3 separate regions of the Mus musculus genome follow, and all the other regions are linked to region 3. The links are chromatin loops, found by intact Hi-C in ENCODE. Cell type or tissue: heart. All regions are shown on one strand.

Region 1 (2,500 bases), 640 kb after region 3:
TGTGGAGGATGCTTAAGACTTCAAAACCAGTACCAGGCAGAGATAACTTTTAGGTGCCAGCTTGATACGCAGTCTTTCTCCCACCACCACTACAACTTGTATGTGCTGACATAAGAAAACACTTCCCAGAAGACACTTCCCCGTGATGCTGATGACATATTAATCATAGATGGATTTCCAGCCACAGCTAAGCAGCATCCACTGCTCCAGTAAAGCACAAATTTTCCTTGCACCAATTCCTTTGTGTGTTTGTGACATTATAACATTGTCCCTTCTCCTTCCTCCCTCCAAACCTTCCGCTTAAGCCTCTGCCCATACGTCTTCAAATTCATGGCCTCTTTTTTTTCACTAATTGTTATTGCGTGTATATTTCTAAATATAACCTTTTCAGTCTGTATGATGTGTGTATGTTTTCAGGGTTGACCGTTTGGTACTGAACACCCAATTGGTGTGCTCTTCGCTAGGGAAGGCTACCTCTCTTGCCTCCAGCTTTTCTCAGTTGCCCATAGTTCTTTGTATAGGGTTTAGGTCTTACACTTCTACAGATTCTTAATAAAAATATATCACACAAATGGCCTCAATAGATTTTTGGGGGGATTCCTAGCTCTCCTCTGAAACTTCAGAAGCCATGTCTCCCAATGTCTCCATTTCTCTGCACAGTTTTTACCTTCTAAGCTCACCATAGCTCATTAGGTCTAAGCACTTAGTGGCTTTACCATCCTAAAGTTCTGAATGGTTCCACCATCCTCCACAAGCCCAGCATGGTCCCTTCACAGCAACTCTCCACTCTCAGGACCAATGTCTATCCTAGTTTTAGTTTGATTTTCTCTTTCTGTGATAAACAACTTGTGGAGAAAAGAGTTGGCTTCATTCTGGTGTCAGTTCATCACTGCTCAATGAAGAAGTCTGGGCAGGAACTCAAGGCAGGATCCTGGAAGCAGGAACTGAAGCAGAGTCCACAGAGGAACACTGCTTCCTGGCTTATACCCAGGTCCTTGTTTAGCTTCCAGGGGTATAGCACCACCCACAGTGAGTAGCACATGTCTGCAGTGCCCGTGAAGGCCAGAAGAGGGCATCAGACCACTTGGAACTGGGCGTATAGATGGTTTTCAGCTGCCATGTGGATGCTAGGTATAAAAGCTGAATTTTCTGATAGAGTAGCCGGTTCTTTTAACTGCTGAACCATCTCTCATAGCCTCTTTTTCTCATATCTTAATGGCCTGCCACAACATCAACAATGATGCAGGATAAAAACTTTGGTGATCAGGGTCTTCAAACCCAGCACTTCTTTTTTTCCTTCCCTTTTTCTTTTCTTCTCCTAGTCCTCTTCCTCAATTTCCACCTTTTCTTCCACCTCTTCCTCCTTTCTTGTTTTTTGTTCTTTGAGGTTGTTTGTATTTTTTTTTTTAATTTTTGTTTTCAGCCTGGGTGAGCCTAGCACTTTCTGTATAAGCCAAGCTGGTCTTGGGGTGGTCTTTATGTCCCTGTCTTCTCAATGTTGGCATTGCAGGTATGGAGATATTTTTAAAAATCACTAAGACTGAAATTTACATAGGATCATGGTAAATGTACTTTAATTGGGTTAGTAGCCTTTGTTATTCTTATTTTGCTAGAAGTTGTAGCCACTTAATATATGATGAATATTAGATTGAGATTTACTAATCTTCTGAATATATTGAAATTAGTCTTTCTTTTATACTCTTAATATGGTGAGTTACGTTTTTTTGAATTGATTTATTTATTTTTATTTATTTTTCTAATAGTTTTCTTAGAATTGTATGTATCAGTGAAAAAGCCATACTTTCCTCATTAAATAAGTTGTAAGGTTTCAGCTTCCCTTTTGAGAAGTCTTATTAAGTTGGGATCATCTGTCTCTTTCGGGTTTCATAGATTAAACTCCCCAGCCCCTCCAGATGCTAGCATTGTGTTGACGGGCTTTCCTTGTAAAGTAGCTACTTAACTCTGCTCTGGTGTTCTTCTGTTCTGCTTTGAGTCTGTTTTTATACCATTTCCCCTAAGACATTACCCATTTTCTGAGTTTTCCAGGGTTTAGCACAAAGCTGCTGATAGTATTACTTAACATTTTTACCTGTAGCATTCTTTTGTACTGTGTATTTATGCTTTCCCCATAACTACTTTGATCATTGTTTGTAATTATCTGTATCATCATTGGTTTCAGACAACCAGGATTTGTTTTTAACCAAATGCTTATTTTAGAAAGTTGTTTTCTGGGTTTTGATTATTTGTTTGTTTGTTTTGATTAAATACTCTGTCTTAGATCTACTATTTTGTAGTATATTTTATATAAAAATATTTTTCCTATTTAACTTCCAATAAATCAAAAGCATTTAAGTGTCAAGTCAGTTTAAATGTCTAAGCAAAAACTATTTTTCCAGTTAGTTGTAATACTTGCAGTTAGCTGCTGATTTTGTGTGTGTAGTCAGTCTCTCCCTCCCTCCCTCCCTCTCCCCCTCCCTTTAATATATGCTTTTTCTCCTCC
Region 2 (2,500 bases), 280 kb after region 3:
TCACAAGCTTCTTAGCCACAGTAAAACATTTCTCACTTTTGAAGTATGGGTCTAGGCTATAAATCCTTCCCAGATGACAGGTTGTAGTTGGGACCTAAGCAGCCTGTGCCCTAAATATTCATATATACAGTAAGGCGGGAGAGAAGCCAGAGACAGGAAGTAGCAGGAGCTCCCGTGAGACACTCTCTTAGTCCCATGCCAGGATCTGCACAAGCACTGGGACACAGCAGTGACCAAGGAGAGGTCCTGCCTTCCAGCTGAAGGTAGCGGATGAGGCGCAAGCCAGAATGGCAGCAGGGCAGCTTGAATTGATGGCACAGGATGCTGCTGGGACTGGGGAAATTGGAAGTAGGGAAGCGGGCAGGGAAGGGAAAGCAGAAAGGGTCTGAGAGGTGGGCAGCTGCGGCAGAAGCTGTGAGGGAGGCAGATAGCAGCGTCTCACTGCCTGACAGAAGACTCGTTCTCAGCAGGCCACCACAACAGACACAGAATCAGGTAAATCCCAGCATAGGCCTCTCCCCAATGGGGCTGACAAGCAAGGAAACACCAGAGTTGTCTGTGGGACACTCCCGACCTCCACAACTATACACAACTCCTACATGGGAATCAAAATGACACTGAAGCCACATGTGGCTCTGTGTAATGGCCAGTCTGCTTGCTTTCCTCAGAAATCTGGGTCTTTACTGAGACCCAGCAACATGTGAAAGGGTATAAATGCCTGCAGAGGATACAGCCCTCAGATCTTTTCCAGACCAGGGAGCCCACCCACCCACCCACCCACCCACCCACCCACCCACCCACCTACCGGATCCCACAAGTAATTGGAGCAGATCCAGAAGCCCCAAGCTCTTCCTTATTTACCCTTCAGTAATTACATACCTTCCCTATTGGAGGCTGGGGCTGAGCAGTTAGTCTCCTATTGTCTTTACAGGAAATGACATCCATGTGACTTCTCAGGAAGGCAACCAGTGGCCACTCTGGTTAAGATAATTTGGGAAGTGCTCAGCATATCCGCTAGCAGATTGAGTCCAGCTGAGTTGGAAGCTTCTGGAAATGCAGACACGAGACGGTCACCGTAACCAGGGCACTGCTGGGTCAGTTCCCTGAACAGAATGAAGCTCTGCAGAGTTGGACTCCTCAGAAAGGGGCGTGACCAGGGCCTTGCCACTCTCTCTCATTTATAACCTTACTCAGGATTGAGAGCTCCTCCACTCACGGAGACCTAAGCAGTGAGGAGTGCATGGGAACTCAGAGGTGCTGGGCTCATCTACACTGAGCTTGCTTCCCTGTGCTCTCCCTAGCTCCAGGACCAGCAGCATGCATCCCCAGGCTACAGCAGCAGAGCTGTGAACGTCCCAGGCATATCACTCACACACACACACACACACACACACACACACACACACACACACAAACACACACACACACACACACACACACACACACACCGGACAAAAGAGATCCTCCCAGAAGAGCAGGAAGCTCCCAGTAAGTAAACTCTTCTGTCTCGTTGGCTTATGTTGACCTGTAAGTTTATTGTTGACTCGGTCACTGGCAAGAGTCTGGGGGTCTCCACCCTGAGTATACACAGAGTATTCACAGCAGTCACCTGGGAAAGCTTGGTTTGACAACTCCTGTGAAAGGTCCTGTCAGTGGGCTAGTGTCCTGCAAAGCCCTAAACCATCCTGATGGCTCCCCTTCAGGGACTGTTGCCCTGCTCTTAAGGCACGGTGGCTGGGGAAGTGTATGCGAGGGCTCCCTTAGGAAGAAGAAATTGAGCATAACCCTGCATTGATGAGAACCATCCCTGTTCATAGTGTGTTCAGATGTCATGCACAGCCTTGGTGTTCCCTAGAAACAGAGAGTACAAAGGGGGCTATGCACTGTTGTGTGGGAGTGCCCACAAAATCAGCATTACTCCTTCACGACTGCACAAAGATGCAGAAGACAAACCACTCTTTGTTATGCGTTAGTTGTTTCTACTGGTAACTAAAAGCATATATCCAAATCCTAATGAGATGGCGATAAATGTGCTGTAGTATAAAAGAGTTATGTGCTAGGTCCAGCGCTCGTTCCTACAGTAGATAAATAGCTCAGCCTTGGGAGTTACTGGAGAGGAAGAACACACTGCCACATGGCCTGAGAGTCACTTGACATGATGTTAGATGTGGAAAATGCTGCCAGTGGTAAATTTCTGCCCAAACAGTTGGTCACTGTGCCCTGGTTACTGATGCTCATTGGAGGAAATCATTAGGCTTTCTTCACTTTGAAAAGGGATAGCTATCCTGTTTTTTGTTTGCTTTTGGCAAAAGATACCCGGTCACCCCTTGACAAAGCTGCTTGGATAAAAAGGATATGGACAAACCCTGTCTACCATGACCCTGATTCATCATAGATGCCGCAGAGCTTGGAATAAAAGATGTAGCCAGATACTAAGTTGACCTACCTGAAGTTGTCACCTCTGGTTTCATATGCAGAGACATCACTCCTGGGGCTAGTT
Region 3 (2,500 bases):
GAATCAGGCAGCTTGGAGTCGAAGCAGCCTGCCAGACCTCAGAAAGCATGAGCTTATTCAGCAGTAAGTTCCAGAAGCTGAAAGCATTCTAAGCCTGGGTTAGATTATATGTAGGCCAGAAGCTTCCAGGCAGGGCTAGGCCCATAGTAGCAGATTGGGGCAGTAAGCCACAAAGAGAACAATTAGATCAGGCGAATAAAAGATACTTTTACAGTGTATATTCTTGAGGACATTTACTGGTCATTTAGAGTTGTGTCCATTTACTTATACTAATTATTGAGCGTTTCTGTTAAATGTATCTCCAAATTTTACCAAGTTCTACTTTCAAGATTCCAACATGAGTGGGTGGAGAGATGGCTCAGCAGTAAAGAGTACTGGTTGCTCATCAACAAGACTCAATTCCCAGCATGTACATGGCAGCTCCTAACTGTAACTCCAGTTCCAGGGGATCCGATACCCTCACACAGACATACAGGCGGGCAAAACACGACTCAGTGCTTTGCCTACGTGACTGCAGTGAAGCAGGCATGAGAGAAGGCATGTTCTCCCTTCCTCCACTAACCGTATGCAGCCTTGTTAATGAACACTTGTGCAGTCCCTGAGGCAGCCAGCGATGGGGAGAGGGCCAAGGGGAGGTAGTGCCACTCCCATGCAGGGGGAATGGAGAAGTTACAACGTTCTGCTTGGCTGTTAATGAACCAGGTCCCTAGCAACCCTCAAACCACATATGCCCTGCCCTGCCACCTGTATAGGGCCTGGGTCAGAGCTTATTGAAAATAAGCAGGCGCCCTCGTTCCACGGGCGTAAAAAAAGCAAGACCAAATGTAAGTCCGTGCGGTATAATTCGCTCTGTCATTTGTTTTTGCAGAGGGAATGCTGAGTGGGAAGGAGAGCTAAGTTAATTAGCCACAGACACAGAAAACCGCCACATGAAAAGGAGGGAGGGCAAGAGAGGACCGAGCATTAACCATGCTCCCGAGTGCGGTTGGAGCTAATGTCACAAGCAAAGAAAAGCACGCAAATGCAGTGTGCTGTTCCTGGCTTTCTTTTTAACTTGGAGTTTTTTAATAATGCGTCATGAAGGTGTGTGGGGAGGGAGAACACAAATGCAGTGCCCATGGAAGCCAGAAGAGGGCGCCACAGTCTCGAGCAGTCCAAGCAGAGCTACCAACCTTTGTAAAACCTGTAGACAGGTTTACTGAGAGGGCTGTCAGCCTTGGCTAACAAGATGAAAGGTAATAATCATGACAGGATGCCCAGTGAGATGCTTTAACGTATATGTGGCATGCTTATACTAATTGTTGGTTTTTAACCTGAAATTCAAATTTGGTCATATAAGCTTGTACAGGGCTTTCTTTTATCCTGGATCATGTAGAAAACAGACTATTTTCAAAATAACAGGTGCGCTAGCTAATTTTATGTCAATTTAACACTAGCTAGGGCCATCGGAGAGGAGGGAGCCTCAAATGAAAAAACTGCCTACCTAAGATGGGGCTGTGGGCAAGGCTGTAGGGCATTTTCTTAATTAGTGATTAATGGGGAAGGTCCAGTCCATTGTGGGCGGTGCCGTCCCGGAGCAGGTGGTCCTGGGTGCTGTAAGAAAGCAGCTGGGCAAGCCATAAGGAACAAGCTGGTAAGATGCCACTCCTCTGTGGCCTTTACATCAGCTCTGGGCTCCAGGTTGCTGCTCTGCTTTAGTTTTTTGTCCTGACTTCCTTCGACGATGGACAGTCATGGACCTGTAAACTAAATAAATCCTTTTCTTCCGGAGTTGCTTGTGGTCATGGTGTTTCATCACAGCAATAGTAACCCTAAGACATGTTGCAAAAAACCTAACAAGTCTATATTTCATGTGATGATGGGCATTGGGAGCTTCAAGCCTTCGTGTTATTTTTCACAGGCAGATAGAAAAAACTTATTTTTTCTTTGTCCTCTTAAATGAGATTAGGTGTTGAAAACTCCCTTCACCCATGCAGCTTTCACGCTGTTTCCGGACTTTCCAGCTCAAAGCTGCACTAGACCCTGGTGGTCGGTAGATGGCGCAACGGGTCAATGTTCCAGCCGAAGGCTCTTATGGTCGCTGTCAGGGAAGAAAGGAGGCGCGCGTTTGCCGCAGAGCCTTGCATTATTGATCTCTGCTGCCGCAGAGGTGGGAGGAGCCCCGCCGCCATCTCGCCCAGACTCCTGCAGTAGCGCTAGGATGGTTGCTGCAAGAGGCTTTTCCATCCCTACAAAAAGTCCTTGGCTGGGTAGGGAACGTGCATTGCTCCTTCGCAAACATTCGGCTTTTTCATTCCATAGCAAGATCAGATTTCTCTGTGATGAGAATCATTACACACTGCGTTCTGAACAGCGGCTGTAGCCTTTGAAATATTTAAATCATTTAAATCCACATTTGTTTTAAAGTACTACCAAGTAGTGATACATAATATACCAGCAGCAGAAAGACAATGAGATAGTGGAGCTGGGGCGGGGCGGGGGTCCATCTCTCCTTTTGGTT

What was found. A loop is a pair of places that touch in the nucleus more often than their neighbours do. Peaks named below come from ENCODE experiments on the same cell type or tissue, not always from the same donor. Only the 100,000 strongest peaks of a DNase experiment are listed, where the experiment ranks them.
Region 1: it touches region 3 in a loop (2.2-fold over the local background); 6 of 42 quality-filtered maps call a loop at or near these places.
Region 2: it touches region 3 in a loop (3-fold over the local background); 6 of 42 quality-filtered maps call a loop at or near these places.

Annotation. Positions count from the first base shown.
Region 1 is chr10:39,810,657-39,813,156 of GRCm38, forward strand. The region is part of intron 9 of Rev3l (REV3 like, DNA directed polymerase zeta catalytic subunit); the gene reads left to right. Among named protein-coding and RNA genes, the nearest start is that of Rev3l, 80 kb to the left of the region's middle. In heart, a CTCF peak has its summit at 1,057 (motif pointing right); a DNase peak (open chromatin) is centred at 1,045.
Region 2 is chr10:39,450,284-39,452,783 of GRCm38, forward strand. The region is part of intron 2 of Fyn (Fyn proto-oncogene); the gene reads left to right. Among named protein-coding and RNA genes, the nearest start is that of Fyn, 82 kb to the left of the region's middle. In heart, no CTCF peak of the experiment used is centred here; DNase peaks (open chromatin) are centred at 307 and 1,018; H3K27ac peaks cover 1,241 bases.
Region 3 is chr10:39,169,243-39,171,742 of GRCm38, forward strand. It overlaps a transcript of Ccn6 not described here. Among named protein-coding and RNA genes, the nearest start is that of Ccn6, 6.7 kb to the left of the region's middle. In heart, CTCF peaks have their summits at 1,127 (motif pointing right) and 2,031 (motif pointing right); a DNase peak (open chromatin) is centred at 2,109; H3K4me3 peaks cover 994 bases; H3K27ac peaks cover 441 bases; H3K27me3 peaks cover 303 bases.